Linked DNA regions of Homo sapiens: region 1 is linked to region 2. Evidence: chromatin loops called from intact Hi-C (ENCODE). Cell type or tissue: dorsolateral prefrontal cortex. All regions are shown on one strand. Links, peaks and the distances in the headings refer to the core of each region. The heading gives the core; the rest is flanking DNA. Region 1 overlaps DANT2 (DXZ4 associated non-coding transcript 2, distal). Region 2 overlaps PLS3 (plastin 3).

Region 1 (16,133 bases), core at 4,202-12,201, 290 kb after region 2:
ATTAAGAATTTACTCCTGCCATTTTATTATTTGTTTTCTGGGTTTTTGTGGTCTGTTTTCCTTCTTTTTCCTCCCTGTCTTCCTTTAGTGAGATGATTTTCTCTGATGATATGATTTAGTTTCTTGCTTTTAATTTCTTGTGTCTCCATTGTATGCATTTTGGTTTGAGGTTACTATGAGGCTTGCAAATACTTTTTAAAAACCCATTATTTTATCTGATAACACATTAATATAGTGTGCAGTGTATAGTTAACTTTTTGATTGGTTCATCATTTCACCTTCATACTTAGAATGAGTAGTTGACACATCAGTTACAGTCTTATAATATTCTGTGTTTTTATTTATACTTACTATTACAGTGATTTTTTTTTTTTTACCTTCAGGTGATTATTAGTTGCTCACTAACATCCTTTTATTTCTGATTGATGTACTTTCTTTAGCATTTCTTGTAGTACAGGTCTAGTGTTAATAAAATGTCTCAGTGTTTGTTTGTCTGGGAATGTCTTCATTTCTCCTTCATGTCTTAAGATTATTTTTGCTGGATATATTATTCTAGGGTAAAAGTCTCTTTCCTTCAGCACTTTAAATATGCCATACCACTCTCTTGGCCTGTGAAATTTCCACCGAAAAGTTTGCTGCCAGATGTGCTGGAGATCCATTATATGTTATTTGTTTCTCTTCTCTTGCTGTTTTCATGATAATTTCTTTATCCTTGTTTCTTGGGAGCTGGATTATTAAATTCCTTGAGGTGGTCTTCTTTGGGTTAAATCTGCTTGGTGTTGTATAATCTTCTTGTACTTGGACATTACTATCTTTTTCTAGGTTTGAGAATTCTCTGTTATTATCTCTTTGAATAAATGTTCTACCCCTATATCTTTCTCTACCTCCTCTTTAAGGCCAATAACTTTTAGATTTGCTTTTTTCCACCTATTTTCTAGATCCTGTAAGTGTTCTTCATTGTTTTTTATTTCTTTTTTCTTTTGTCTCCTCTACGTACTTTCAAACTGCCTGCCCTATTTTCAATAGCTTGCTCACTATTTCTTTCTTCTGCTTGATCAATTCTGCTAGTAAAAGACACTGATGCATTCTTCAATATGCCAATTGTATTTTTCAGCTCCCAAATTTCTGCTTGATTCTTTTTAACTATTTCAATTTATCAAATTTATCTAATAGAATTCTGAATTCCTGCTCTGTGTTATCCTGAATTTCTTTCAGTTTCCTCAAAAGAGCTTTTTTGAATTCTGTCTGAAAGATCACATATCTCGGTTTCTCCAGGATTGTTCCCTGGTGCCTTATTTAGTTCATTTGGTGAGGTCATGTTTCCATGGACTGTCTTTTATACTTGTAGATGTTTGTCTGTGTCTGGGCATTGAGGAGTTAGGTATTTATGTTAGTCTTCACAGTCTGGGCTTGTTTGTACCTATCCTTCTTGTGAAGGCTTCCCAGATATTTGAGAGGACTTGGGTGTTGTCATCTAAGCTGTATCTGCTTTATGAGGAACCATGAGCCCAGTAACACTGTGGTTCTTGCAGATTCGTAGACGTACTACCTTGATGGTCTTGGACAACATCTGGGAGATTTCTCTGGATTCCCAGGCAGATAATTCTTGTTCTCTTTTTTATGTTCTTTCAAATAAATATAGTATCTCTCTCTGTTCTGAGCGACTTGAAACTGGGGATGCAATAATATAAGCACCCCTGTGGCCACCACCACTATGACTGTGTTGGGTCAGACCTGAAGCCAGCACAGCACTGCATGTTTTCCAACGCCTGCAGTAACCACTCCCTGGCTACTGCCTATATTTACTCAAGGCCCTGGGACTCTAAAATCAGCAGGTGGAAAGTTAGGCCTGCACCCTTCCCTTCAGAGCAGTGAGTGCTCCCAGGCCCCATGTGGGTCCAAGAGTGCCATCTTGGAGTCAGGAAGAAGAGTCCAAAACCTTAGAAGTCTTGCTGGTGTTCTATTGTATTGTGGCTGAGCTGTCAGTGAGGGCACAAAATGCAGTCGTTCCAGTCTCCCCTCCCCTTTCCAAATGTAAAGAAGCCTCACTCTGTGGTCATCACCATCACAGGCCCATGGGGAGTATTGCCAGACCACTGTCAATGTTCCCTTTAGGTCCAAGGGCTCCTATGTCTGTTTGTGATGAATGCTGCCTGACTTGGGACTCACCTTTCAGGGCAGTGGGCTTCCCTTTGGCCCAGGAGAGGTCCAGGAATACCATTGAAGAGGCAAGTCCTGGAATTGTGTACTCCAAGAGCCCACTTGGTACAGCCCCCTGTGGTTGACCTGGTTCCTAAGGTTCAAGACAAAGTCCCCTTTACTCTTTCCTCTGCTCTTAAGCAGAAGAAGTCTCGCCCTGTAGCCACTACAGTTGGAAATGTGCTGAGACATGTTTGAAGCCAGTAAGTCTCAGAGTCCCACTGAAGTCCTTCAAAGTAGTACCTGGATATCTCTGCTTGCTATTCAGGGTCTAGGGCTCTTCGGTTAGTAGGTAATAAATGCTGCGAGGACTGGGTCCTTCCCTTCAAGGCAGCAAGTTCCTTTCTGGCCTGGGTTGTGTCTAGAAACGTTACCTGGGAGGTAGGGCCTGGAATGGGGGCCTCGGGATTCTGACCAGTGTCCTATCCTGCTGTGGCTGAGCTGGTATTCAACATGCAATAAAAAGTCCTCTTCGCTCTTCCCTCCTCTCTCATCAAGCAGAAGGAAGGGGTCTCTTTTGGAGCTGTGAGCTATGTAGCTTGGGGTTAGGGGAGAGGTAATGCCCACACTTTCTTAGCCACCCCAGCTGATGTTTCAGTAGGTTATGTGCCCCACCAGTCCACTGTCTCTGGGCCCATTTCAGCATTAGAACTCATCTAAAGGTTGAAATCATTGTGGCCTAGCCTACCTTTCGAGTTCATTTAGAGTCTCTGAGCACTTTAGAACGTGGTAGTGAGGTTTAGAGGAACTCAAGCGGTGATTCCCTTCTGGCTAGGTCTGGTTTAAATACTCCCACTATGGCAGGCATCAGATGAGTTTGGACTGGCTTTCCTTTCTGCTCTAACTTGACAGCACTGAGTTCAACACCTCACAACTGCCATGCTCTCCCTTCCCCCAGAACACGGAAACTCTCTCAGCACCATGCTGCTGCTGCCAGGGTGTGAGGGAGGGGTGACATTAGCACTTCAATACTTTTTTTCTATCTCTTCAGTGCTTCTTTCAGTGACAGAAAGGTAAAACCAGGTATTGTTAGTGCTCACCTGATTTTTTTATTCTTGTCACGGTGTTATTCTTTGTGTGTCCATAGTTGTTAAATTTATGTCCTTGGGAGAGGAAAATGATAGGTGGAGCCTTTTATTCCACCATCTTGCTTTGCCCCCTAATTTCATTTGTTAAGGTAAAGTTTTACTTTTCAAATTTCTCAGATTTATACCTCAGAGGTACAACTTTTGCTGTACCTCACTGCACGTGATTTGCAGGTCACACATCATGACATTCACCTTTTTATCCCCTTGAGAATGCCTGTTATGAAAACTCTCCTTCAACTTTTTTGTCAGCCCCTCTTTTTTCTCTAGTTCTAACCTGCTGTTATGGCCTAACACTAAAATGTTTACCTTGCAGGCCTAAAAAAGCACTTTCCCTCCCGTAAAATTTGACTCTGTATTCTTGGCTTTTTTGATTTACCTGAATTATTCCACTCATAACCTTGGAAACATTATCCTTGTGTCTAATTAAATTCATCAGGTTCAACTTCCAGTTCATCTAAATGAGCTTCCATTAAGAAGAAAAAGTCACAGGGCTGATGGTTTTACTTTGGCTTTTTGTTAGTTGGCCTAAGAATCAAAGGCTTTTTGTTTTATCAAGAAAATTTGCTGTGTTGACTTTATTAGGTTTTTGATTACTGAGGATAATTGAGCTTTAAAAGGATTAAGGTTTTTATATCCGTGTAACTCTCTGTGTTGCATCTGAAGTCTTTTGATGATCACTTTGGTTAAATGAGTATTATTTTATAGTGGCCTGCAATTCTGTTTTGATCAAATGCTTTGAGCGCTTTAACATCTTTGACAAACTTACTCAAGATCAAATCCTTAATTAAGTCTTGTTGACCTAGAATTAACTTTAGGATTTTCCATTCAGACCCCTGGAAAGCAACAAAAGATATTTTTTTCATTTTGTAGAGACATTAAATGATTAAGCTTATTTGGAAAATTGTGTAAGAAATGTTGTTGAAGGATAAGCAATATTAGATCTTCTCTTAGTTGCATTTATAAATGTACTATTAATGCAAATGTTTCAAAAATTATATAAATTCATAGAAATATGTTATCAATCATAATTCTAGTTGTTACCTAAAAATGCTATATGTAATAGAACTAACTAAATTTTCTCATCAATTACAACCTTTCATCAGATTTTTAACCACGGCCATTCCAAGTTTTTAGAATCCACAGTTATCATTTTGAATTATTCTGTAAAAACATTTACAATCAAATTCATGAACAAGGGATGGTCATGGTGGCTCACACTTGAAAAGTTATCATTTTGGGAGGCTGAGACGAGAGGATTGCTTGAGCTCAGGGGTTCAAGGCCAGCCTGGGAACCATCACGAGACCTTGTCTCTACAAAAAGCAAAAAAATAATTAGCTGGCTATGGTGGTACTTGCCTCTAGTCCTGATTACTTGGGAGGGTGATGCAGGAAGATCACTTGAGCCCAGGAGTTGGAGGCTGCAGTGAGCTGTGATCCTGTCACTGCACTCCAGCCTGGATGACAGAGCTGAAATAAACTAATTAATAAAATTAAATATCAAATTAATGGAAAAAACTCCAACAAGTACTCTTTTTTTTTTTCAGATGGAGTTTTGCTCTTGTTGCCCAGGCTGGAGTGCAATGGCGCAATCTCGGCTCACTGGAACCTCCGCCTTTTGGGTTCCAGTGATTCTCCTGCCTCAGCCTCCCAAGTAGGTGGGATTACAGGCGTCTGCCACAATGCCCAGGAAATTTTTTTTTTTTTTTTTGTATTTTTAGTAGAGACGGGGTTTAGTAGAGATGGGGTTTTTTAGTTCAAGATGAGGCTGGTCTTGAACTTCTGAACTCAGGTGATCCACCTGCCTTGGGCTCCCAAAGTGCTGGGATTACAGGTGTGAACCACCATGCCTGGCCCACAAGAACTCTTAAATACAGGTTTCTGATAACTTTAATATCAATGGACTAAATGAAAACTTCCAGAACTCTAATAAACTGATGGATTCAGAAAACTACTAGTGGAGATCAAAGAGAACAAATGTTGATTATATGAGACTGAATAACTAATGAAGACAATGTTTTTATGATTTTTTACTTGATACATGTGGTTCTTAATGTTTTGTTTTTCAGATTTAGGAACATTTTCTCTCTTGAGCTATCATTTATAGCAATTTGGTAAGATATACTTTTGTAAAAGAAAAAAGAAAAAAAGGAAAATCATTTGGATTTTTCTCCTTGATTCCTCCAGAATTCAGAAAGTATTTGTTAGTATTCTTATGGTAATATGATTATTTGCATAAGCCCAATAAAAATCTGTCTTCTTTATAGCAGAATACAATTTAAAAGCATGGTTATTACCAAGGCTTTGACTGAAATGACATATTTGAAAATATGCATAAAATGCCTGACTTAAGGGTTCCCAGCCTTATAGTGAGTAAATAAAAACTGTCACTTCCCAGCAGGTCCAGGAATCCTAAGATTATAATAAAATCTAAAGTTGGTCTTGGTTTTGCTTTCTAGCCTCATGAGGTTTTAAAATCTGAGATTTCCTATATGATCAATGTAGAAAGAAAAGGTTGTTTCTAAAAAAGAGCTATACTACACCTGTTATTAGATTTTAACTCTGCACATTGTTTTCAAGCTCTTATTATCTACTTATACACTACACGTGGTCCTAAATTATTCTAGGTTCCTCCAATCCAACTTTTTTCCATAAAACTCCTAAGGCAGGAACTACTTCGTTTCTAAGGCCTGTAAGCTAAAACTAGATAAATTTTAAGGAACAAATCTTGTGCCTGATATATGAACCACACAGAAAGGTCACCAAACTCCCTGACACCAAAGCCAGAGACATTCAAACTGTAAACCAGGACAAGAAGTTGACATTTTTCATGCCATAAACGACCTTTCCTAAGACATCAGAATGACATATCATAATGAAAGTCTTACTTCCCTTAATGATATTTTTTTTTCACTTGGCAGGAAGTTGACATAATTACTTTTTTTTAGCAACCAGTAACTGCTATAGATAACTTGACAAAACCTGACCAAAGAAATCCTTTTAGTTCACCTAGTGGGCAACTTTAAAAATTTTGTTCAAATTATAATGGTGGTTCCTTTTGTAAAATTGGCATTCTCTGTTTTAATTTTACCAAGTCAGAAAATGCTACTCAGTGGCTATAACAGGTCTCACCTAGTTTCCTCTATGGTCTTTTGATTTGTTTAGTTGTTGCCCTTAAGTTTGTGCTCTTAGAGCAAAACCATTGTGCAAACTAATTTTATTATATTGTTTTTTATTTTTGTATTATGATTTTTAAGTGTTGCTCTTATTACCTGTCTAATCTTTGTAAAGCCAGCTCTCTGAAGGGGATAAAATTAGCCCATTGTTTCAAGGTGACTGCTGATGACTATGGAACTGTAAGATGAAACTTGATGCTGGACTCCAGATGAACCTACCATGAGAAAATTTTTCCTTCTGGCCTCCTTGTTACTCCAATATGACCCAGGTCACTGATATACACCCCTATGACTTACCCTCAATGAGGAAGACAACAGGACAGCTCCATCCCAGCACCGAGAGACAATTAAGCCTAACTTCACAATGGTTGATCAGTCATGCATTCATAGAAGGATCTTGATCAAAGAGGGGCGTGTGAAAGTTGATCACACACATTGGGTCATTCTTACAATATAAAACTAAAACAGTCAAGAGTTCAGGGGGAAGAAGCACTCAGGGCATTATTACATTGCTCTAAGAATGTAATTCTCTACCAGCCTGGATGATAAAACTGCCTGTTATATCCTGAAAACACTTTTATCTAACAGCTACTGAAACAACCTGCTCAAAACTCTAAGACCACTTTTACCCAAGACTATCACTCACCCATCAGAGACTGCTAGCTCCACAATACGTTACTAGTACCAATGAACTTTCTAGAAAAACTGTATGTGACATTTCTCCTTTTATAAAACCTGCAACCTCCTCTTTCTTCTTCAGAAATACTAAAGGCCACCGAATCTGTATGTATGCACCAAACTGCAATTTTTCCTCCTGTAATAAAATGTTAAATTTAGATATTCATCTCTAGATTTTTATTTTCACTTTGAAAAAGTCTTCTCACCTGATATAGCACCTGTCAATTCCTGCAGGCCCCGCAATAGCCTGCCATTCCCTCTAGGGCCTGCTGCTGACATCTTAAGCTACAAGAGGCTGCTGGACTGCCTTGGGTAAGATTGCCCTGGCTCCATGAGGACAGAAGAGAAGCAACAACTCCAAGATAAGAAGGGAAATCCAGGTACTCAGCCCACCTCAAGCTATGAGTCAATGTCCCCATAAGAGCAAGAATTCTACCTAAGATATCCTATATAAACCCACAAGTGTGCCCAGAAGCCACTGACACATTTACATGATATTTAGACTTAACGCTCATAAAGGGATGATGTATTAACAGCAACAGATACATGGATACATCTGTTCTTTTTGATGAACACTTACACACAGACATTTATATTAAAACCAAGAGCCCCAGAGAAAGGTACACTCAGCCCTGCCTTGTAGCACTATAGCAGAATAAACTCTGCTTCTAAGGCTTATACTGGTTGTGGGCCTTCCCTGGTGTTTTTTCATCCACAAAGGGTGGAGGGAGAGGCCTGGTAGGACGGGGCGGTTGGCATTTCTGGAACAACAGTGCCATCAAGAGGAAGCTTTTTGAGCATGGCTTCCAGCCCTTCGCAGTGTATCCAGAGGGGAAGGTTTCTAATAGAACAAAGGGTAGGTTTGGGGCACTCAGGGAATTCTGGGACTGGATGTGGGCACCTGACTGGGTGCCTCCAGATTCAGTGCAAAAGCGAGGGAGCCGAGCTTGCCCACCAAGAAACCCTGGGCTGCCAGGCCTGCCAGGCTCGGGAGGCGGCAGAGGCCAGGCCTTAGTGGCAGCCATGTTTGGGAACCTGGAGCTACCACAGGGCATTTTGACTGTGGATCTTTGCTCTTGGTGAAGATGTAACTTCAAGCGAAGAAAGGAGGCACTGCCCTGGAGGTCCCAGGGCCAGCCAAATAAAGGGGAGGTGGCAGTAGCCACATTGCTAGGTGTAGCTCATAAAAAGGATAGAAAATTTCCTGATTTGGGGGGTACTACAATGATACAAGAAAGAGTAGTTGAAGTACATTGCACTTCAAACTTTGTCTGGTTAATTTTTGCTCCTGTCAAAGAAAGTCTGGGTCAAAGGTCTCACAGCGTGCCATTGCACACATTTTGTCCCATGGGGCAGAGAGTGCTGACACTCATTGGGGATCAAGTTGATACCAACATTGAGCTCTGGTGTCAGAGGACCTAGGTCTGTATTGTGCTGTACTTCAGCTCAAGAACAATCCGGAAGTGCACTGTTTGTTAGGCTCTAGTTCCTTAGTATGATCTGGTTCCTCTCCTCGTGGAAGAAACCTGGGTTCAAACATGAAGATCTATGTTCTGTGTATCTGCTTGTCTTACAGCATTGGCTCAAACCTAAGGAACACTCTCAGAGCATCACACTCACAGCCTTGAGCTTAGGATCAATCAGATCCTGTAGGTCCAGGTCTTGCCCTGAGGCTTGGAAAAAAGAAGGTTGATTGACCCTAAAAGGCTCTGCCCACATAAGACCACTGGGCAACACTTTAGGAAACTCACAAGTATGAAACTGAGAAAGGACTAGAGCAGTTTTTGGCACCCATTTGGGAGGTGAAAGAAAAAAAAAAGGTGGAGATCTGGGCCTTGAGTCTTCCTACCAGGCCTGTGGGCAAGCACTGACCAGGGAGCATAGCCTCAGTCAGTTAAGAGCTGGCAAAAGCACAACTTAACCACGATGTTTTCCAGGAGTAGGCCATTAGGAAGATGGAGTGTATAAAATAGGCCATGTACCCAGGAGTATGTACCTCGTTCTTGGCTCGGCAGGACTGCTTGATGAGAAGTAGATCTGAGGGAAATGGGGAGGAGGCTAGGGCTGGATGCACAGAGAGAAATGGGCATGGAGAAAGGAAGGATGATGACAGAACCCTACAGTGGTTAGATTCTGGCATGGACTCCTGGCCCTTCTTGATTCCCAGCTACCTGGATAAACACAGGTTCAGACTTGGGAGAGCCAGGGGTGAATGGGAAGCAAGGCCAATTCCTGCTCATTGCCCTGAGGCTCCTGGGACTTTGAAGGAAGGTGGCCAAGAAGAACTCTGCAAAGGCAGGGATCTAGGCACTAGCTCTCTTTGGTGTGGGACACACAGCACTAAAAACAGGCTTCTGCCAGAAGTATGGCACTCTCAGGAGCAGGCACTGCAGCCAGTAAAGGGGCAGGTGGTAAAATGGCTGTAACCTCAGGGTGGGGATCCTTTGCAGAGATTTATGCTAGCCCTATCCAGACATGGCTACCAACAGAATCATGAGCCAGGGCTTCCAGTACAGGTCCCACCAGGTGCTCTGGGGGTCTTGACCTGGTGCTTGTCTCTGAAGCTTGACAGCCCCAAATGGCCATTGGCCACACTTCTCCCATGCATCCAGATAGCTCTGTTCCCTCCTGAAACCCCACTTCACTCCCAAGCCACTCCTCAGACAATCATGAGCAAGGGTTCATGGGATTGTCAAACAAGTTCTTCTAGATGGCACTATTATGCCAGAAATGCCAGCATTCCTTCCCCTCTTTCCTCCCCAATATTCCATCCCTCTGCCATTTGCTACTGAAGAAAAAGCCAGCCAGTGTTTATCCTGGCTGAATCCTTGGGGCTCCCAGTTCTCATTGCTGGTCCTCCATCTTGCAGGGCTTCATCCCAGTAGGGTGGTCTCAAACTTTCCTCTTGACAAGGAGAAATGGCTCTAATCATTACCTTATGATCATACCTAAAAGCCATGGCTGAATCTTTAGCACTGGAGCTGGCTGAGACCACAGGAAAATATCTTGAGTCTGGGCAGAGAGTTGGAGCCAGACTTAAACTCTGCTTACCAAGTAACATTTTGACTTGGACATTGACATAAGCCACTAAAAGGTCAGCTTGACCCAGAGGTCTCAGGATGCAATACCCACAAAATGGTGGCGCAGCGGCACCAGAACTGGGGTGAACAGTGAGGAAAAACTGCCATCACAAGACAATGTGGCCTGAGGACCCCGCTCCTTTCACATGGCCGTACCCTCCAGATGAGGAATGGTCTCCAGACAAGGAAGGTTGCACGCTTGGGTCAGTGAGGAGGGGAGACAGGAGCCAAACTAGAGATACCCATCCTCCTCATATGTGATGTCCATGCCAGGATCAATGGCAGGACAATTCTTACAAGCAGGCTTGTGGTAGGTGTACTTCTGATGGCTTGTGTGGAATAACACCTCTTCAAGACACATTCCCCCACATTTCTCCTCAGTATGTCAAGAGACAGACATAAGGGACATTGAGCGATTGGCACCAGGCTGCGTGAGTGTGGCCTCCCACCCCTTTTAGCCCAATCACCCTCTAACAGTTAAGGCAGAGTGCACTCCATGTCCTCACCAGTCAGGAGGGCCATTGTGCAGTGAGTTGGGCCCAAGAGGGATTGGGAGATAATGGGCAGGACAAGAAGGCAGAGCTGTACTCAACACCAATAAGGTGAAGGCCCAAAAGACCTGTCTGTCTTCCCTGGGTCTCCAACAGACTTTCTCTTCTTAAGTGAGGCCAGGACCACTTCTTAAAAGTAACTCTGGGAGCCCAAAGATCCCATAACTGGCAGATGGCCAGCCTCCCAGAGTCCCAGTCCCAACCCATTTCCCCTCTCCCCTACACTACAGGACACTGACCTCAAGTTCCAAGAAATGATCCCAATCCCCTGAAGGAAACACATCTTGCCTAGGTGCTCATCCATGCACTTCCTACTTTGGGCCTCACTATCAGGACCTCATTCAAAAAGTCTTTCCTACTAAGCATGGTGGAAAGCTACAGAATAGGGCACCATTGCCCCATGCCAGTTATCTACATGCCTCAGCAGTGTCTTCTGTAGATGGGCTGAAATCCCAGAACCACTGCCCATTTCATAGGATAAAACAGACTTTTTTAAAAACATAATTATTTTAATTAACCTTTTTCATATAAATGCCATCAGTGACACTTCATACACAAACATGATTTTCATGTCATTTCAGTATAAATTCATTGAGCATCTACTTTGTGCTTGTTGCAAAAAGGAATGAGACAAAGCCCTGCCATCAGAGAATCCTCAGTCTGTGTTACCATTGCCGTATGTCTTAGGGCATGGTTGGAGATCAAGAATAGAAAAGCCACTAAAATCTACTTAGGTAAAAGAGAACCGACAGGCCTGCTGTGGGTGATTGGAACAGAAAATGACCAAAGATGTTACTTTCTTCATTGCCATGTTATCTCTTCCTCTGCTTCCCTCATTTTATATTTCTCTCTTTCTCCCACCTTTTCTCCCCCTCCCCATCCAACCCATTTGCAGATTGCCTTCCTTTGCTCTCCTACTACACCATCCACCATGGCTTACACTGGATGGTGCTCTCAGCCTCCAACACGTGCTGGCAACTGTCCAGGTCCAGCATTACTGTCTGTTAACTTGACTGTCTCCATTGTAATCCCAAGTGGCCAGCAAGAGACTCCAAAGGGCCTACCATGGACAGGTTTCCAACCCTAGCCCAAACAGCTATGGCTGGGGAGTGGGGAAAGGATGCCCAAGGTCATATTGAATGGTATGCAAGGGACCGCTCTTTCTGGGGCTGGACTCAAAGGTATGGGATGATGGCTTCTGTAAAATATAATGTGATAGCCAGGCGCGGTGGCTCACGCCTGCAATCCCAGCACCTTGGGAGGCTAAGGTGGGTGGACCGCCTGCGGTCAGGAGCTCAAGACCAGAATGACCAACACGGCGAAACCCCATCTTCACTAAAAATGCAAAAATGAGCCGGGCATGGTGGCAGGTGCCTGCAATCCCAGCCACTTGGGAGGCTAAGGCAGGAGAACGGCCAGAAGCCAGGAGGCGGAGGTTGCAGTGAGCCGAGACCGCACTCCAGCCTGGGTGACAGAGCAAGACTCTGCCTAAAAAAAAAATTATATATAGATATATCTGTCTATCTATATATAATGTGATAAATGGTCTAATAGTTGCTCTACAGTACATACACCTCAGATTCACATTTTGCAGACTTCACAAATTCATAGAATTTTACAAATGTATGGGATTCCAGGAATCATTTGACACAATCCCCACACTTGAGCTCATTGTAAACCAAAGCTCGAGAGCAGATAAGGGTGGATCCCATAGTCTCTGACTTCTAGTTTACGCCAACATTTACCAAACCAGAGCAGTTTAAGACTACCTTTGACATGTGGGTTACCAAAGATAGTCCACACTGCATTATAGCATGTGGATTTGTTTGTCTTTTTTAGTATAATTTCTGTACCTACTAAGAACTTTCACATATATCATCCTATCTAGTCCTCCCAGCAATCATGAAAATAATTGTTAAGCCTATTTTGTAGATGATAAACTGAGACCCAAAGAAGTCAACAGATTTGCCTACACTTTACAGATCATATCAGGCAAAGCCAAGTTTTAAACCCATACGATTTGACTTCAGACCTCGCTCTTTCTGCTATGCCACACTGCCTTCACTCTCTGGGAATCAGTCAAGTGTCAATTTGTATTGTTTGAAAATTTTTTCTATATGTTATGATGTTTTGTTTTGTTTATTTATTTATTTATGACAGAGTCTTGCTCTGTCGCCCAGGCTGGGGCGCAGTGGCACGATCTCAGCTCACTGCAACCTCCGCCTCCCGGGTTCAAGCGATTCTCCTGCCTCAGCCCCTCAAGCAGCTGGGACCACAGGCACTTGGCACCACACCCAGCCAATTTTTGCATTTCCAGCAGAGATGGGGTCTCGCCGTGCTGACCAGGCTGGTCCGGAACTCCTGACCTCATGGGATCAGCCCGCCTCGGCCTCCCAAAGTGCCAGGACCACAGGCGTGAGCCACCGCGCCTGGCCAAAACAGACTTTTTGAAAAGGATAAGGAAGAGGATTCAGAAGGATAAAGAGCACTCACCCATAACCCTAGCATCTGGAGATGACCCGGGATCGCAGAGGTATCCTCTTTTTCTGTTCACTCTGTGTGCCCTGCAACAAGATAGCCAACTATCCTTCACTGGATTTTGGGCTGATTGTCAAAGTGATAGCCAAAAGGTGGCAGTGTATATATTCAACCCACCCAGCCAACTGAGAGAGTGCTTTCAGGCTAGGATATCAGCTCTTGGATCAACCGTGATTTCTGAAGAAAGTATAACATTAAAATCAACCCTAATTATTTATTGAAAAATCCCACAAATGTAATTTGAGGCTGTCATAAAGAGGCAGCTTTCCATGAACAGTCCCATATGAAACCAGAGGATACCTCTGACTTCTCTCATTCCTGTGGGGGAATCACAACCATCATGTCTTGGCATCTATCCTCACAGAGCTTCCTTCTTGGTCTGTGTACTTGTGTGGGTATGGAGAAATAAATTTCTTCACAAGTGTGTTTTCTCCATCATGCATAAATAAAATAACAGAGGGGAAATGAAAAGAATCTGGGAGTATGTTGACTCTGCACAGAGATGCAAAGTCCAGTGGAGGTGTTTTGTGAAAGCCACAAATTATAAGAGAGTCTATCACATGTAAGCATCTTGGTGTCAAAGAGAAAGTCAAAGGCAGACATACCTCTGCATTTGCCTTTATTCACACTGGACACTAAAAACATACACACAAGGAAAAATGACACAATTCTCACTGTAGGCAGAGTCAGGAGGATGAATAGAAGGCAGAGGGGAAACTTGGGAGTGTCCATCATGCAGTGTTAAGGGCTACCACTTAATTGGGAGGAATCTCTATCCACAGTGGCATCTCCAAGGTGGTTATGGGAGAAAGGAAGAGAAAAAGAAGAAAACACACATAGATACACAATTAAGGAAGAAAGTAGAGGCATGTGTGTTTGCATGTATACATGCATGTATGAATGCACAAATGAGTGAATGTGGGGGTGCTGCAGGGAGAGAAGACCCACACTTTCATGTAGAGCTTCCTTGAAGGGGCTGCAGAACCAAAGGCCCCCACCATGGTCACCTGCCTGTGTGGAACCACTGGGCCTTCCTTCTGACCCACGGAACCCCAATCTGGAGCACCCAATGGGGGACTGCCTACCTGAGACCCCTGGAGGTAAGCCAAGGCATCATTTCCCCAGTCTTCACAATTTACATGGCCCCTGCCAATTTCTGCTGCTCCCACAATGGCTTACTACTCCCTCTTGGGCCTCCTGAGCCAGTATACTGGATGAGGTTGTTTTGCTGGGCTCCCTTGGGCTTGGCCTGGCTCCATCAGTACAGAAGACAGCCAGTGACTCCATAATAAGAGGGAAAATCTAGGTACTAATTCCACCTCAAGCTATGAGTCAGTACCCCCATGAAAGAATTTTACCCAAGTTTGGTGTGGTGGCTCAATCCTGTAATCCCAGCACTTTGAGAGACTGAGGTGGGAGGATCAGTTGAGCCCAGGAATTTGAGACCAGCCTGGGCAACATAGCAAGACGTGTCTCTAAATATAAAAACAAACAAAAATCTACTCAAGATGATCCTTATAACACTCACAAATGTGCTCAGAAAACTAGGAACCCCTTTATAAAAAATTCAAACTTAAAGCTCATAAGGAGATGATGTAGAAAAACAAGTACATCTATTCTTTTTGATGAATGTTTGCACACAGACATATTTCTCACTGAGGGCCTGAGAAGAAGAAAACCCCTTCTCCCAACAGATTAAGCCCCACTTCCAGTGATTGGATTAGTTTTGGGCCTTCCTTGGCATTTTTTCATCCACAAAGGGTAGAGGGTAAGGTATGACAGGCCAGGTTGATTGGCATTTCTGGAGCAACAGTGCCATCAAGCGGAAGCTCTTTGAGCATGGATTCCAGCCCTTCTCCATGTATCTGGAGGGTAAGGTTTCTTATAGGAGAAAGGGTGGGTTTGGGGCACTCAGAAAATTCTGGGGCTGGATGTGTGCACCTGACTGGGTACCTCCAGAGTCAGTGTGAAAGCAAGGGAGCCAGGCTCACCCACTAAGGAACCCTGGCTTGTCAGGCCTGCCAAGCTCGGGAGGTGGTAGAAGCCAGGTCTCATTGGCTGCCATGTTTAGACACCTGCGATACTGGAGAGCATTCAGACTATGGATCTTTGCTCTTGGTGTAGATGTAAGTTCAGGGGAATAAAGGGGGAACTGCCCTGAAGGTCTCAGGGATGTGGGAAACCTGAGAACCAATGTCCCATCTGGAGGACCCAGACAAAGAAAAAGAGAAGGAAGAACAGCCACATTGCCAGGTGCAGCCCATAAAGAAAATAATTTCCTGATTGCTGGGTACTACAATGAGATAAGAAAGAGTAATTCAAGTGTGGTGCATTTCAAGTTTTTTTTCTGGTTTCTTATCTCTCCCCTCAAAGAAAGGCTGGGTTAAGCGTGCCACAGGATGCCATTCTTTCCATTTTCTCACTAGTGCAGAGAGTGCCAGTACCCACTGGTTATATATCAATTGAGCAGGACATCATCCTACAGAGTGAGTAGAACTGATTCTACATTGAGAATTCATTTCAGTTTGGGAATATTCCAGGATTGCCTGATTTCCTGGTCTCCAGGGGTAACATCCATTTTGGCTCCTCTTGGAAGATACCTAAATCAACACACATGGGGTTGCATGGTCCGTGGGCTTAGCTTTCCCATTGCATTGACTAAGGCTGAAGGAGCATGCTCAGACAACCAATCTCAAAGCTGCGGACCCGTCAGATTTTCTAGGTCTGGATTTGACCTCAGGGCTTGGCAAAGATAAGGCTGGTTGGCCCCCAAATATTCTGCCTACATACACTTAGGAAAATTCACACATGAAAAATAAAGCATAG
Region 2 (16,133 bases), core at 737-8,736:
TTACTATCATACAGGTCTGTGATTTAGTCCTTACTGTGTTTAATAAGTGGATATGTCGATAACTACACTTTTGAAATATGTTATATTTACACTCCGAAATGAGTTTAATTAATGAATATATGTTGGATGTTAAGTGGGAGATGCTTCCTTGCAAGTTAGGCAGCAGAACTATGGTTAGTCCCTTTTTTAAAAAATAGGAAGCCTGACACACAGATTTCGGCCTCGTTTAGTGTCAGTGAATTAAAAAATTGTCAGAACAAAATTATGAACATCTTCATGCTCATTTGAAAATAAAGATCTCTCTCTGTAATGCTGATGAAGATCACTATAATGCTGAAAAGCATTCATTATGACTGGGCACCAGCCAAAGCACAGCTTATTTTATGCCATTACCGCTATTGGAATAGTACAAAATGTGCCTACAGTGGGCTGTTGGACCTGCTCATTAAAGCACTGTCAATCTGCTCCTCTCTCACCACTACAAAGAGTAGATCAGTAGCAAGCCACTACTGCTTGAAATATTTTTTTCACATAGTGTGAATCTCTTTCCATGAAATCTTTAGTCCTTGAAATTTAAGGAATATAGGGGCCAGGAGTGGTGGCTCACGCCTGTAATACCAGCACTTTGGGAGGCCAAGGAGGGTGGATCACGAGGTCAGGAGATCAAGACCATCCTGGCTACACGGTGAAACCCTGTCCCTACTAAAAATATAAAAAATTAGCCGGGCGTGGTGGTGGGCACCTGTAGTCCCAGCTACTCAGGAAGCTGAGGCAGGAGAATGGTGTGAACCCGGGAGGCGGAGCTTGCAGTGAGCAGGAGATTGCGCCACTGCACTCCAGCCTGGGCGACAGAGCGAGACTCCGTCTCAAAAAAAAGAAGAAAAATTTAAGAAATATAAAAAGTGGAAGATAAAGCATCTTTCTGATGTTTGCATTTTTCCTCATAAAGTAGATGGTGACGTTTTCTTCTGCTGCCTCTCTTAGATATACCCTCAATGTCCTGGAAGATCTTGGAGATGGTCAGAAAGCCAATGACGACATCATTGTGAACTGGGTGAACAGAACGTTGAGTGAAGCTGGAAAATCAACTTCCATTCAGAGTTTTAAGGTCAGAATCCATATTTGACTATTAAATATTATGTTTGCTGGATAACATCTATCATTTGGGAAGGCAACTTTTGGCTTCTTTGTGAGTGAGAATTAGTGTTGGGCTAATGGCACAATTCTTTACGAATTCACTGGGCTTTGTTTTTGGCACTTGATATAAGTAAGCACATGTTAATTTGTATGTATCAAAATTCTCAGATTTGTTCTCCTTTCACACTAGGACAAGACGATCAGCTCCAGTTTGGCAGTTGTGGATTTAATTGATGCCATCCAGCCAGGCTGTATAAACTATGACCTTGTGAAGAGTGGCAATCTAACAGAAGATGACAAGCACAATAATGCCAAGTAAGGGAGACTGCTAATAGTATGAAAAGAACGCAGCTTTGTAGCTGGACAGATCTGAATTCTAATTCAGGTTCTGCCATTTAAGAGTGGTGTCACCTTGGGAGAAACCTCTTGGAGCCTCAGATTCCTCATCAATAAACTGGGGGCAATAATACTTACCTTAGATTTTATAAAGATTAAATTTTTAAAAATTATAAGAGCCTAGCCTTGTGCTTGGCCTACTAGGTGCTTAGTCGGTTGTTGCTTCAGTGGATTACAGAAATAATGTAGCATGTATTTTAATGCAAATCAGGTAAAACTTTACAAGGAAAATAAGAGCTTAGGGTGTTCATCTGTCTGTCTCATTCTTTTTTTAAAAAACGCATTATCCACTTATGTCTCTTTTACTATACATAGATCATTCTTACTACATTTATTGAATTTATCTTCATCAGTTCCCATATTAACAGAATGCTTGCTAGCCCTCCACAGAAGACTATGCCTTGAAAGTTTCTTGCATTTCAACAATATTCAGAAGGTCTTTTCCACCAGCCTATTTTCTTCTTCACCAAAGGCCTAGAGTGTGACCTGGCTTCATGGGTGACCCATGAAAACCTTACTAGTTAGACATTGAAAATCCATCCACAGTCCTGCATTACCGAACAGCTAAGAAGCATTCCTGCAAAACTTTGGAGTTAGGCACATTATTTCTTTTTTCCTTGAAAAATATTTCTAGCAGATATGACAAAGGTCTAATATCCACAATATATCAAGAACTCTTGAAATCTCTTTTTCTAGAAACTCGATGATTTAATTATCTTTAAAGATTCTGGTTCCAACACACCTAGAAATACTTCACGGATTAGTTGAGATGTGTTCCTGAAAATTTCCCTACCTGGACATCTCAGTTCTTCTGTCCCTTCGTCTACCTTTTCTAGTTTTTGGTCCAGCCACTCTGTCCACGTACCACGTAGACTGTCTCCCCTCTCATGAATACTTGGAAGTATTCATTGCATCTGCCTAACAACTTGGGTTTTGCATCTAGCATGATTTTCCACCTCATATCTCTAAGATGACTTGAGTGTGTGTTATTATGTGTGCAATGAGAATATTAACATGGATTGTATAGACAGCCTAGGTAATTATATATATAAAGTTGGTGCTTCAAGCTTAATTCTCACCTCACATTGGAGAAAAAGAGTGAATAAATATTATTAGCCCCAAATAATAGAGCTTAAAAACCTACTGTAACTTCAAAGTGAAATCAAAACCCAAATCAAAAGAAAACAAAAAGCAAAACTGTTCTAATTGGAACTATCAATATGGAATTTTTGCATCCCAGCATAATAATTATATATGAGGAAATAGATGTCTTACGTGGTGTCCTTAACTGACAAGAATTTCATCCTGATTTTGTTTCCCCCTAAAATAGGTATGCAGTGTCAATGGCTAGAAGAATCGGAGCCAGAGTGTATGCTCTCCCTGAAGACCTTGTGGAAGTAAAGCCCAAGATGGTCATGACTGTGTTTGCATGTTTGATGGGCAGGGGAATGAAGAGAGTGTAAAATAACCAATCTGAATAAAACAGCCATGCTCCCAGGTGCATGATTCGCAGGTCAGCTATTTCCAGGTGAAGTGCTTATGGCTTAAGGAACTCTTGGCCATTCAAAGGACTTTTCATTTTGATTAACAGGACTAGCTTATCATGAGAGCCCTCAGGGGAAAGGGTTTAAGAAAAACAACTCCTCTTTCCCATAGTCAGAGTTGAATTTGTCAGGCACGCCTGAAATGTGCTCATAGCCAAAACATTTTACTCTCTCCTCCTAGAATGCTGCCCTTGACATTTCCCATTGCTGTATGTTATTTCTTGCTCTGTTATCTTTTGCCCTCTTAGAATGTCCCTCTCTTGGGACTTGCTTAGATGATGGGATATGAATATTATTAGACAGTAATTTTGCTTTCCATCCAGTATGCTAGTTCTTATTCGAGAACTATGGTCAGAGCGTATTTGGATATGAGTATCCTTTGCTTATCTTTGTAGTACTGAAAATTTGCCGAAGTAACTGGCTGTGCAGAATGTAATAGAAGCTTTTCTTATTCTTTTATTCTTAAGATCAGTATCTTTTTACAGTATTCTTTCTACATGATCCTTTTTTGTACATTTAAGAATATTTTGATTATATTAAACAAGACTGCTGATTTTGCTACTTTTTTTAAGGGGTCTTCAAGTAAGTAAAACATACATCGTAGCTAGAAGAAAAATGTACCTTAAATTTGCATCTTCCCTCTCATACCCAAGCTGTAAACAATTGAAATATTTTGTCTTAAATCACTTGGTTCAATACATGCTTATTTGTTTTAAAACCTGTATCATCAAACTCTCTCTCTAAATTTAAAATGCTGTTGAATATGATACTTTTGAGGAGAGAGTGTGCTCAGAACTTAGACGGGATTTGGTAGGCCAAGTATGCTAAGTGTACAATATATTTTTTAATTTTACACCTGAAACAAAGAAATGTGGTCACTAAAAATAAAAGTATATATGTAGGAATTAATGTACTCTTGCTTTGTCAAGCTGTTTGCTATAGTTTCCAAGGTATTATGTTACTCTAACTCTGAAAAGTGATGTAATCTGGTAGCAATGTAGTAGTTCAAATAAAGGCATTTACATAATAATTAGTCTGTTCTTCATGCTTTTGTCTCTTAGGAAGTATGCCAATGTTTGTCAGGATTTTTTTCTTTTTGTTTTTCTGATGTATTCTGTAAAATGGTGTTTGTTAAATTTGAGTTTTGGGAGCTGAATTAGAGGTACTGAATTAAGGACAGTACAAATGAAGTAAAAAGGTTTTCTCCAATTTACCAAAATTTCTTTATCCAGTTCCTGCTTTTTTCTTTCTTTTCCACCTCCCTCAGTCTTTTCAATGTTCTATGATATACATATCCTGAAACAGTGGGGATCTGAACAGTCACAGAGGAGAAATGGTTCATAGTAGATCTTCTCAATCTCATCCATATATGACATTTTTGGCTGGATAACTCTGTTGGGGTGGGGAGAAGGGGCTACCCTGTGCATTGTAGGAGGTTTAGCAGTATTACCGGCCTCTACCCACTAGATGTCAGCACATGCCCGGTGGTGTTGACCAAAATTGTCTCCAGACATAACCAAATGTCTCCTGGGTGGCAAAATCATCCCTTGTGGACAATCAGTGCCCATTTAAGCCTTTGTGTGAATGAGTAATATAAGGTGTAGTCTACTGAGGATTTGGTTACATAGAGATACTATATAATACTTTGCATTTATAATCTGAGAGATGGAAAGGCCTTTTTAAATATCACCTGAATTCCAAAGACATAAAATTAAAAAAGGATATATTTGACAACTCTACTTTTGCAAATATATATGTATAATAAAAAAGATCAAAATATAGATAACTAAAAAAGTGAGTTCAGTCTCAGATTATAGATTCTTTTAATATAAAAATAGGATTTATGAGTGAAAAAAAGACAAATCTGCAAACATACTAGGGTAACTGATGAAGTAAGGACAATTACATCTTAAGACCTGTCTTATGCCTTGAATCTGCCATACTCATTCACGTTCATCTTCGTCGAAGTACAAAGGTTCTTCTCTGTAAGCCCTAACGCCTTGAAGTGCCTCTTTAACAAGATAGGAAAGATATATTACATGTGGCCCTTTCTTCAAAAAAGGAGCTGATTTCTTGGGTGGTTCACTATACAGGGCCCACAGCCTGTAGGAGTGTACCATGGGATAGTTAAGTGTTCATATAAAGCAGTGGACCTGACACACAATTTTTTTCCTCCAAAAACTAATTTCAACAAATAAGAATGTGGACCAAAATTAGCAACACATTCAGAATTCTGCTGGGCGTGGTAGCTCATAACTGTAATCCCAGCAATTTGGAAGGCTGAGGCAGGTGGACTGCCTGAGCTCAGGAGCTCAAGATCAGCCTGGGCAACACGGTGAATCCCCATCTCTACCAACATGGTGAATCCCCCATCTTTTCCCCACACACCTGTAACTTCAGCACTTTGGGAGGCTGAAGTAGGAGGATTTCTTGAGGCCAGGAGTTTGAGACCAGCCTGGACAACACGGGGAGACTCCGTCTGTATAATAAAGTTAGCTAAGCATGAGGCTGGGTGCGGTGGCTCAAGCTTGTAATCCCAACACTTTGGGAGACCAAGGTGGGTGGATCACCTGAGGTGAGGAGTTTGAGACCAGCCTGGGCAACATAGTGAAACCCCATCTCTACAAAAATACAAAAATTAGCCAGGCATGGTGGTGGACACCATAATGTGTCCCACCAGCTACTCGGGAGGCTTAGGCAGGAGAATCACTTGAACACTGCGGGCAGAAGTTGATGTGAGCCGAGATTGCGCCACTGCATTCCAGCCTGGGTGAAAGAGCTAAACTCCATCTCGAAAAAAAAAAAAATTAGCTGAGCATGGTGGTGCATACCTGTGGTCTCAGCTACTTGGGAAGCTTAGGCAGGAGAATCACTTAGTTCAGTTGATCAAGGCTGCAGTGAGTTGTGATAGAACCATTGCATCCTAAACTGGGCTGCAAGACTCCATCTCTTAAAGAAAATAAAGATGATATTCCCCCTCTATCCTAATATGCTGAGAGATTGATTTTTTAAATTTTTGTCATGAATGGGTGGGTAGATTTTATCAAATGCTTTTTCTGCATCAATTTATATCATCATAAAATTTTCTTCTTTACCCTATTGATACGGTGGATTACATTGATTAGTTTCCAAAGATTAAACAAACCTTGCATGCCTGAATAAATCCCACTTGGTCAGTGTATAATTCTTATTCATTGTTGAATTTTATTTGCTAATATTTTATTGAGGATTTTTGCATCTAAGCTCAGAATGACGTTAATTTTTATTTAAATGTTTGGTGCAAGTCTCCAGTAAAAGTGTCCAAACCTGGAGATATTTCTTTAATGGTTATGGGGCTATTCAGATTATCTATTTAATCTTGATTGCGTTTTGGGTGGCTTTTGAATTTTGAGGAATTTGTTCACTTCTTCCATGTTGCTGAATTTGTGACCATAAAGTTTTCGTAGTATTTCCTTAATTATCTTTTTAATAGCTGCAGGATATGTAATGATATCTTCAGTTTGATTCCTCACAGTGGTGATTTATGTCTTCTCTCTTTTTAACCTTTGTCAGTCTTGCTAGAAGTTTATCAATTTCATTACTTTTTTTAAGAACTAGCTTTTTGTTTCTTTGTTTTTGTTTTTCTATTTTATTGATGTATGGTTTTATCTTTATGATTTCCATCTTTCTGCTTTCTTTGAATGTGTTCTGCTCTTTTTTTGTTGTTGTTGTTGTAGCATCTGTCCAAGACAACCGTAAAAAGCCACTAACCTCAATAAACTACCCATACAGAATTATCTATTTCTCCTTTCAGCCATATCAGTTTTATTTTGTTTTTTGTTGTTGTTGTTGAGACAGAGTCTCACTGTGTTGCCCAGGCTGGAGTGCAATGGCGTTGGCTTGCGGCAACCGCCTTTTCCGGGTTCAAGCAATTCTCCTGCCTCAGCCTTCTCAGTAGCTGTGATTACAGGTGCCCACCACCACTCCCTGCTAATTTTTTTTTTTTCTATTTTTAGTAGATACAGAATTTCACCATGTTGGCCAGGCTGGTCTCGAACTCCTGACCTCAGGTGATCCACCAGCCTTGGACTCCCAAAGTGCTGGGATTATAGGCATGAGCCACCATGTCCGGCCACACCCTGCTCAGTTTTTATGTATTTTGAGACTGTGTTGTTTGGTGCTTACACATTTAGGGTCACCATTTCTTTTTAGCTAATTGATCTTTTTCTGATTACATAATGTCACTCCTAGTCCCCAGTAATTTTCTTTGCTCTGTATTCTACTTTATGTGATATTAATATAGCCTAGCCATTCCTGCTTTTTAATGTTTACATAATTGTCATTTTCTATTCTTTTATTTTCGAGCTGCATTCATTATGCTTGAAGTGAGTTTCATGTAGATTGCATATCGTTGGGTCATGTGTTTTTATCTGTGTTTTAATTTTTTGCTTGTTTGTTTGTTTTGAGATGGAGTTTTACTCTTGTCGCCCAGACTGGAGTGCAGTGGCGCGAGCTCAGCTCACTGCAACCTCCGCCTCCTGGGTTCAAGTGATTCTCCCACCTCAGCCTCCTGAGTAGCTGAGATTACAGGCATGTGCCACCATGCCCGGCTAATTTTGTATTTTTAGTGGAGATGGGGTTTTACCATGTTGGCCAGGCTGGTCTCGAACTCCTGACCTCAGGTGGTCCACCCGCCTCAGCCTCCCAAAGTGCTGGGATTTCACAGGCATGAGCCACTGCACCCGGCCATTCCTTTTTTTTTTTTTTTTTTTTTTTTTTGAGATGGAGTCTCCTCTGTTGCCCAGTCTGGAGTGAAGTGGTGTAATCTCGGCTGACTGCAACCTCCGCCTCCCAGCTTCAAGCGATTTTCCTGCCTCAGCCCACCACGCTCAGGTAATTTTTGTATTTTTAGTAGAGATGGGGTTTCACCATGTTGGGCAGGCTGGTCTCGAACTCCTGACCCCAGCCTCCCAAAGTGCTGAGATTACAGGTGTGAGCCACCATGCCCGGCTGTTAGCCACTGCACCCGGCCTTAATTATTAATAGTTAGACATTATTTACTTTGAAAGTAATTATTGATATGTTAAGGCATAAGTGTGCCATTTTATTATTTAGTTTATGTTTGCTTGCTCCACTTTTTGTCCTTCTGTTCCCTGCCTCTTATCTTTTGATGAGTCACTTGAACGTTTTTTAAAATTCCATTTTGATATGTCAATAGTGTTCTTGAATATAGTTCTCTTTTTATTTTTATTTTTTGAGACAGTCTTGCTCTGTCATCCAGGCTGGAGAGCAGTGGCACTATCACGGCACCACTGCAGTCTCAACCTCCTCCCGAGCTCAAGTGATCCTCCCCGCTCAGCCTCCCGAGTAGCTAGGACTACAGGCTCATGCCACCACATTCAGCTAATTAGTTTTGTTGCTGTTGTTGTTTGTTTGTTTTGGTAGAAACGAGGTTTTGACATGTTGCCCACGCTGGTCTCTAACTCCTGGGCTCAAGCAATCTTCCTGCCTTAGCCTTGCAAAGTGCTGGGATTACAGGCATGAGCTACCTCGTCCGGCCAAATATGTCTTATTTTTTAAGGACTTGCTCTAGGTGTTAGTATATACATATGTACCATATCACAGTCTATTACTAAGCAAGATTTTAGCACCTCAAGTGAAGTACCTCACTTTCATTTAGATCACTTGACTCTCTCTACCTGTTAAATAAATATAAATGCTTTAAGCAGTTTCTCTACATACATTGAGCACCGTGTTAGATGATATAAATTTGGCTTCAACTCTCAAATAGTACCTTTAAAAAGCATGAAGAGAAGCTTAGTTTATTATATTTACCTCTGTCATAACCATTCTATTTTTCTTTCTTTCTTCCTGGGGTCTCAGCATCCTTAGGTTATAGTTTCCTTTCTCTTTGGAAAACTCCCTTTAGCCTGTTAGCCATTGTTTAATAACAGGTCTTCTAGTAAAAAATTCTCTGAGGTTTACTTCATCTGAGAAAGCCTTTATTTCCCTTTCCGGGACTCTTTTTACAAGGTCCCATGAGTTGAGCCTTACTTGCTACTAGACCTTGGTGAGCTTATCAAGAGTCTAGACTAGAATTTTACCTCTCACACCAAGAAATGTCACATACTTGATAAAATTTAACCTTCTTAGTAAGTGACTTTGTGATCTGATTCCTGTCTAGCCCTGTCTCTTACTACTCAATGCCATTCTCAAATTGTGTACCCACAAATATACAAGCACACATTGTTTACACATGCACACACACACACATACACATATATTTTGACTAAATGAGATGCCAGTAAATTTGAGCTACTTTTTTTAGCAAGAGATATGCAAAACACACATGCTCACACTAACTCTGAATTTATACTGTTGTTGCCTATACCTTGAGCTGGAGTTGGAGGATGAAATGCAATCACGATATGGTGTGAGGAACCAAATGGCCAACAATTTAAATATGCACAAAGGTCTCTCATTTATTCTAAGCAGAATGTCTGCTAATTCTGTAAGAATATATGTGTGACTTGAATGGTTTGCATCTCATTAAATTTAATGTATTTGGCTGATCATTCTCCCTGGATCACACATTATTCTCCAGCTACTGCCACTTTTCTCTACTCTCCCTTCCATAAAAACTTCAAAAATTAGTCTTTACTTTCTTTCTTTCTTTTTTTTTTTTGAGACAGAGTCTTGCTCTGTCACCCAGGCTGGAGTGCAGTGGCATGATCTCAGCTCACTGCAACCTCTGCCTCCCAGGTTCAAGAGATTCTCCTGCCTCAGCCTCCTGAGTAGCTGGGATTACAGGTGCATACCAGCACACCAGGCTAATTTTTGTATTTGTTTTAGTAGAGACGGGGGTTTCACCATGTTGGCCAGGCTGGTCTCGAACTCCTGACCTCTAGTGATTCACTCGCCTCGGCCTCCTAAAGTGCTGGGATTACAGGTGTGAGCCACCTCACCCAGCCTGAAATTAGTCTTTACTTTCTATTTCCATTTCCTCTACTCTCAATCTCTCTTGGATCCACTATAATTAGGTATTTTTCCCTACGTTAACAATCATATAGCATGTATCAGAAATTGTGGGTGCTCAGTGACCATTAAGTTCATACGAGAGAAGAAAGGCTGAATACTAATGAGCTAAGCATCCATTTTTTTAGGTTAAAAAATCATAACTGCAAAGGAGGGAAATAATAAAGCAGAAAATAATAAAATAGGAAACGCATGATAAAGCAGATGAATAAACCAAAATTTGGCTCATTGAAAACCTTAATGAAATGTATAAACCTTAGCAAGATTGATCAAGAAAGAAGAGGAAAAGCGTGAAAAACATTAAAAATAAAAAAGGCTGGGCATGGTGGCTCACGCCTGTAATTCCACTACTTTGGGGACGCCAAGGTGGGAGGATTGCTTGAGCCCAGGAGTTCGAGACCAGCCTGGGCAATATACCTCATCTCTACAAAAGATTTGGAGAAATTAGCCTAGTGTGGTGGCATAGTCCTGTAGTTCAGCTATTCAGGAGGTGGAGGTGGGAGGATCATTTGAGAATAGAAGGCAGAGGCTACTATAAGCCAAGATCACTGTACTGCACCTCAGCCTGGACAACAGAGGAAGACTTTGTCTCAAAAATAAAATTAATTGAAGTTAAAAATTTTTTTAAAGTAGATATGCAGATACAGTCGCTGTTTGAACTGGTAATAAGATATTATGAAAAATTCATGATAGGCTGGGCGCGGTGGCTCACACCGGTAATCCGAGCACTTTGGGAGGCGGAGGCAGGCAGATGGCTTGAGGTCGGGAGTTTGAGTCCAGCCTGATCAACATGGCAAAACCCCGTCTCTACAAAAAATACAAAAATTAGCCAGGCATGGTGGCACACATCTGTAATCCCAGCTACTCGAGAGGCTGAGGCAGGAGAATTGCTTGAACCTGGGAATCGGAGGTTGCAGTGAGCCGAGATCACGCCACTGCATTCCAGCCTGGATGACAGAGTGACACTCTGCCTCAAAAAAAACACAAAAAATTCATGATAAAATTGCAAATTTGAATGAAGTGGACAAATAACTAGAAATGCAACATACTGTAAAAGACTCAATAAGTAATAAAAAATGTGAACAGTTCCATAACTCAAAATTTTAATCTGTATTAAAAATCTTCCAACAAAGAAAAGCATGGCGACCATATGATTTTACTACTGAATTTTACCATTCAAAAAAAATAATAATTCTCAGGCCGGGCATGGTGGTTCACGCCTCTAATCCCAGCACTTTGGGAGGCCAAGGCAGGTGGATCACCTGAGGTCAGGAGTTCGAGACCAGCCTAACCAACATAGTGAAACCCCGTCTCTACTAAAAATACAAAATTAGCTGGGCGTGGTGGCGCATGTCTGTAATCCCAGCTACTCAAGAGGCTGAGGCAGGAGAGTCACTTGAACCTGGGAGGCAGAGGTTGCAGTGAACTGAGATTGCACCATTGCAATCCAGCCTGGGCAATGAGCAAAATTCCGTCTCTTAAGAAATAAATAAATAAATAAATAAATCTCATCTTTAACAAAATCTTTCAAAGTTTCAAAGTCTGGAAAGACAGGTGAAAGTCCCCATCTCATTTCATCAGGGTACCACGTAACCTTGTTAACAAAGCCAGAAAAGGAAAGTATGAGAAAAGAATTACAGGGTAATCAGACTTATACTTGTAAAAATTCTAAACAATATTGGCAAACCTACTGCAGAAACACTTTTTATTATAAAAAGTGATGTGAAGTACATCATGACCAGAGTGGTCAGAATAAGTATTTGCTAAAGTTCAAAATCCAGCAATTAATGGTTTAGAGGAATAGCTCTGCTATGGAATCCAGAGATCTTGCATATCTCCTCATAGACCTTATATGCAACGTGCAACCACATTCTGACCCAAAACTTGCCTAGAACATGGAAAGATAGTCTTCTAAAGAGCTGTCACAAGGATATTTCTGTTCTCTCTCCTTATCTTGTGAGAGACTCCCTATCTTGTGGGAGGCTGCTATGAGCAGTTTTTCATTCAATTTTCTGGTTCCAATGAAGCATGGGATTTTCCACGTTAATCTCTTTTAAGGTACAGTGGAAGTCTATAAGACCACTTAGTTGCATTCTAGAGTCAGCTCTTCAGCAACATAGTGACCTGCCACTCCTGTTGTCTGTTGCTTGGCCCTCTGGTTCAATATTTTCCTGTGGAACTGGGGTTGCACAGAGCTAAGACCATGCCAATTGCTTTTGCAGTCTGTGTAAGTAACACATTGTCTGAATCTTTTAGGGCTCATTGTCTCTTTATTAGCCAAATCTGTAGAAGTGTGATAAGCCTACCTAGCAGCTGTTATCAGCTGGTGCTTAGGAAATGCTTGATTTCTTGACACATGATGATGGGAAAGCCTGGGAGTGGTGGCTCAAGCCTGCAGTCCCAACAATTTGGGAGGTTGAAGTGGGAGGATCGCTTGAGCCTAGGAGTTTGAGAACAGGCTGGGCAACATGGCGAGACCCCATCTCTACTAAAAATACAAAAATTAGCTGGGCATGGTGGCACCAGCCTAGAGTTCTACCTACTCTGGAGGCTGAGGCAGGAGGATCACCTGAGCCCAGGAGGTGGAGGTTACAGTGAGCTGAGATCATGCCACTACCCTCTAACCTGGGTGACAGAATGAGACCCTGTCTCAAAAAAAAAAAAAAAAAAAAAAGGCCAGGTGCGGTGGCTCACGCCTGTAATCCCTGCACTTTGGGAGGCCAAGGTGGGCGGATCACAAGGTCAGGAGTTCGAGACCAGCCTGGCCAACATGGTGAAACCCTGTCTCTACTAAAAATACAAAAATTAGCCGGGCGTGGTGGTGCATGCCTGTAATCCCAGCTACTCGGGAGGCTGAGGCAGGAGAATTACTTGACTCCGGGAGGCGGAGGTTGCAGTGAGCCGAGATTGCGCCATTGCACTCCAGCGGGGGTGACAGAGCAAGACTCCATCTCAAAAAAAAAAAAAAAAAAAAAAAGAAAAGAAAAAAGAAAAAAGTGAATATCTAAAAGGCAAAATTATAAATGTACTTAAATATATGGGAGACGTAGGAGCTATGGCTAAACATCATCTGGATTTGATCATTTGCCACAAGCAGGATGCTATGTGAAAAATGTGATGGCAAGTGTGTGATTTGTGACTCCTATAGGTGCATCCTTGCACCCTGGTGTGCATAGGTGATGAATGTAAGTATAGATCTTACCAGGGGCATTGTGTGATCTGTGGAGGTCCTGGGGTTTCTGATGCCTATTGTTGTAAGGAGCTCACCATCCAGGAGAAGGATAGAGATGTCTGCCCAAAGATTGCCAATTTGGGGATCTCTAAGACCTCTTCTATGAACGTAAAAAATGTGACTTCAAGAAGAGGTGATTGGTGGGTGGCAAGAGGTGATTGTTGGTTGGCCCCTTCCTCCTCCACATCAAGCTGCTGCAGCCGGCAAAAAAGACGGCTACTATTACCAGCAGAAAGGGAGTGGAGCCCAGGGCATCAGGAGAAGTGCCTGCTAGTGTACCAGCACCTTGCCACTCCTTTTTCTCTCTTCAGCCAGATGTGTGGTAGGGATGGAAAAGAATTCTCCACAGAGCACTCTGGTACACTGTTATCAGAGAAAAATTGACAGATTCGTTCATGGGTTTTTTTGAACTTGAGAAGCAAAGCTCTGTTCTCCATATTGATATGTTCACCCTAAAACAATATCTTCTAAAAAGAGATAATATTTCAGTCTTCTGCTTGAGGAGTTGACTGTGAAGCTATGCCCAGTGAAAAACGTGTTCTTGCAGCAGCTCTTGTGGAAGTTGTCCTTGAAAAAACTTTGGTGTGTGGTCGGAAGCTATCAGATCAGGAAATGTGGACATTTAATCTTGTAACACTTACCAGGCGGTGTTGGTTTCATGTTATTTTCCTTCTGAGAAATTGGAAGCCCTTCTGTTGCTATTATATTAATTAAAATTGATGTTTATTTGCTGGTAAAAAAATAAATATGCAGGAGAATATCTTGCTAACATTGGAGGTAGAGAAAGATTTCTTAATACACAAAATTCACAAGCTGTAAATACTAAAATTTATATTTTTGTCTGTATTTACATCTTCTCTTCTACATTTCTTTTTTTTTTTGAGACGGAGTCTCACTCTGTTGCCCACGCTGGAGTGCAGTGGCACCATCTCGGCTCACTGCAAGCTCTGCCTCCCAGGTTCACGCCATTCTCCTGCCTCAGCCTCCCGAGTAGCTGGGATTACAGGTGCCCGCCACCACCCCCAGCTTATTTTTTTGTATTTTTAGTAGAGACGAGGTTTCACCATGTTGGCCAGGATGGTCTTGATCTCCTGACCTCGTGATCCGCCCACCTCGGCCTCCCAAAGTGCTGGGATTACAGGCGTGAGCCACCGCGCCCGGCTACATCTTCTCTTCTTCAAAAGACATTATGGAAATAGTGACAGGACAAGGCAAAAACTGAAAGGATATATTTTCAAATAAACTCCAAAGGATTAGTATTCAAAATATAAAATGAGCCAGGCGTGGTGGCTCACGCCTGTAATCCCAGCACTTTGGGAGTCCGAGGCGGGCAGATCACCTGAGGTCAGGAGTTTGAGACCAGCCTGGCAAACATGGTGAAACATCTGTCTCTACTAAAAATATAAAAAAAGTTTAGCCAGGCATGATGGCTCATGCCTGTAGTCCCAGCTACTCGGGTGGGGCACGAGAATTGCTTGAACCCGGGAGGCAGAAGTTGCAGTGAGCCAAGATCACACCACTGCACTCTAGCCTGGACAACACAGTGAGACTCGGTCTCAAAAAAAAAAAGACCAACTGATAGGAAAAATGGGAAAAACCCAACGTGGGCAACATGGCAAGACCCCATTTTTTATAGGTATATATATATATATATATATTTAGCTGGGCTTAGTGGCACGCATCTGTACCCCAGCTACTTGGGAGGCTGAGGTGGGAGGATTGCTTGAACCAGGGAGGTTGAGGCTGCAGTGAGCTGTGATTGCCCCATTGCACTCCAGCCTGAGCAACGGAGTGAGAATCCATCTCAAAAAATAACAAGAAAAGACAGAAAAAAATGAGGAAAAAATTTGAATAAGGTCGTTATAAAAGAAAGAGAAGGACGGGCATGGTGGCTTATGCCTGTAATTCCAACACTATGGGAGGCTGAGGCAGGCGGATCACCTGAGGTCAAGAGTTCAAGACCAGCCTGGCCTACATGGTGAAACCCTGTCTCTACTAAACGTACAAAAAAAATCAGCCGGGCGTGGTGGCATGTGCCTGTAATCCCAGCTACTTGGGAGGCTGAGGCAGGAGAATAGCTTGAACCCAGAAGGTGGAGGTTGCAGTGAGCCAAGATCGCACCACTGCACTCCAGCCTGGGCAACAGAGTGAGACTCCGTCTCAAAAAAAAAAAAAAAAGAAAAGAAAAGAAAAGAAAGTTTCATCTGCTTGTCTTTGTCCATTTTGTGCTCATGAGAAAATGTTTAACTTAGGAATCAGAGAAATATAAATCAAAGCTCAATAACGTATTAGAAGAAAATGAAAACTCTGAGGCCGGGCGCAGTGGCTCACGCCTGTAATCCCAGCACTTTGGGAGGCTGAGGTGGGCAGATCACCTGAGGTAGGGAGTTCGAGACCAGCCTGACCAACATGGAGAAACCCTGTCTCTACTAAAAATACAAAATTAGCCGGGTGTGGTGGCACATGCTTGTAATCCCAGCTACTCGGGAGGCTGAGGTAGGAGAATCACTTGAACCTGGGAGGCAGAGGTTGTGGTGAGCCGAGATCACGCCAATGCACTCCAGCCTGGGCAACAAGAGCGAAATTCCATCTCAAAAAAAAAAAAAAAAAAAAAAAGAGAGAGAAAGAAAAGAAAATGAAAACTCTGATAATATAAAGTATTGGCTAAGATGTGGTGCAATAGGAACACTTATATTCTCTGATGGCAGTGCAAATTTGTACAACTACTATGGAAATAAATGGACATTATCAAGTAAAGTTGAAAATGAGCATACCGGCTGGGCACAGTGGCTCATGTCTGTAATCCCAGC

What was found. Peaks named below come from ENCODE experiments on the same cell type or tissue, not always from the same donor. Only the 100,000 strongest peaks of a DNase experiment are listed, where the experiment ranks them.
Region 1: it touches region 2 in a loop (11-fold over the local background); 6 of 110 quality-filtered maps call a loop at or near these places.

What each region holds. Positions count from the first base shown.
Region 1 is chrX:115,933,124-115,949,256 of GRCh38, forward strand. The region is part of intron 1 of DANT2 (DXZ4 associated non-coding transcript 2, distal); the gene reads right to left. Among named protein-coding and RNA genes, the nearest start is that of DANT2, 28 kb to the right of the region's middle. RefSeq lists an enhancer at 7,597-8,110. In dorsolateral prefrontal cortex, for the core only: CTCF peaks have their summits at 7,924 (motif pointing left) and 8,128; a DNase peak (open chromatin) is centred at 7,898; H3K4me3 peaks cover 700 bases; H3K27ac peaks cover 1,796 bases; H3K27me3 peaks cover 688 bases.
Region 2 is chrX:115,646,566-115,662,698 of GRCh38, forward strand. It overlaps PLS3 (plastin 3), which reads left to right. Exons shown (of 16, transcript NM_005032.7): 14 at 985-1,108; 15 at 1,328-1,452; 16 at 2,864-4,296. The coding sequence ends at 2,996. It also overlaps the pseudogene PHF5AP4. Among named protein-coding and RNA genes, the nearest start is that of PLS3-AS1, 92 kb to the left of the region's middle. In dorsolateral prefrontal cortex, for the core only: CTCF peaks have their summits at 4,538 (motif pointing right) and 4,740; a DNase peak (open chromatin) is centred at 4,536; H3K27ac peaks cover 429 bases; H3K27me3 peaks cover 6,486 bases.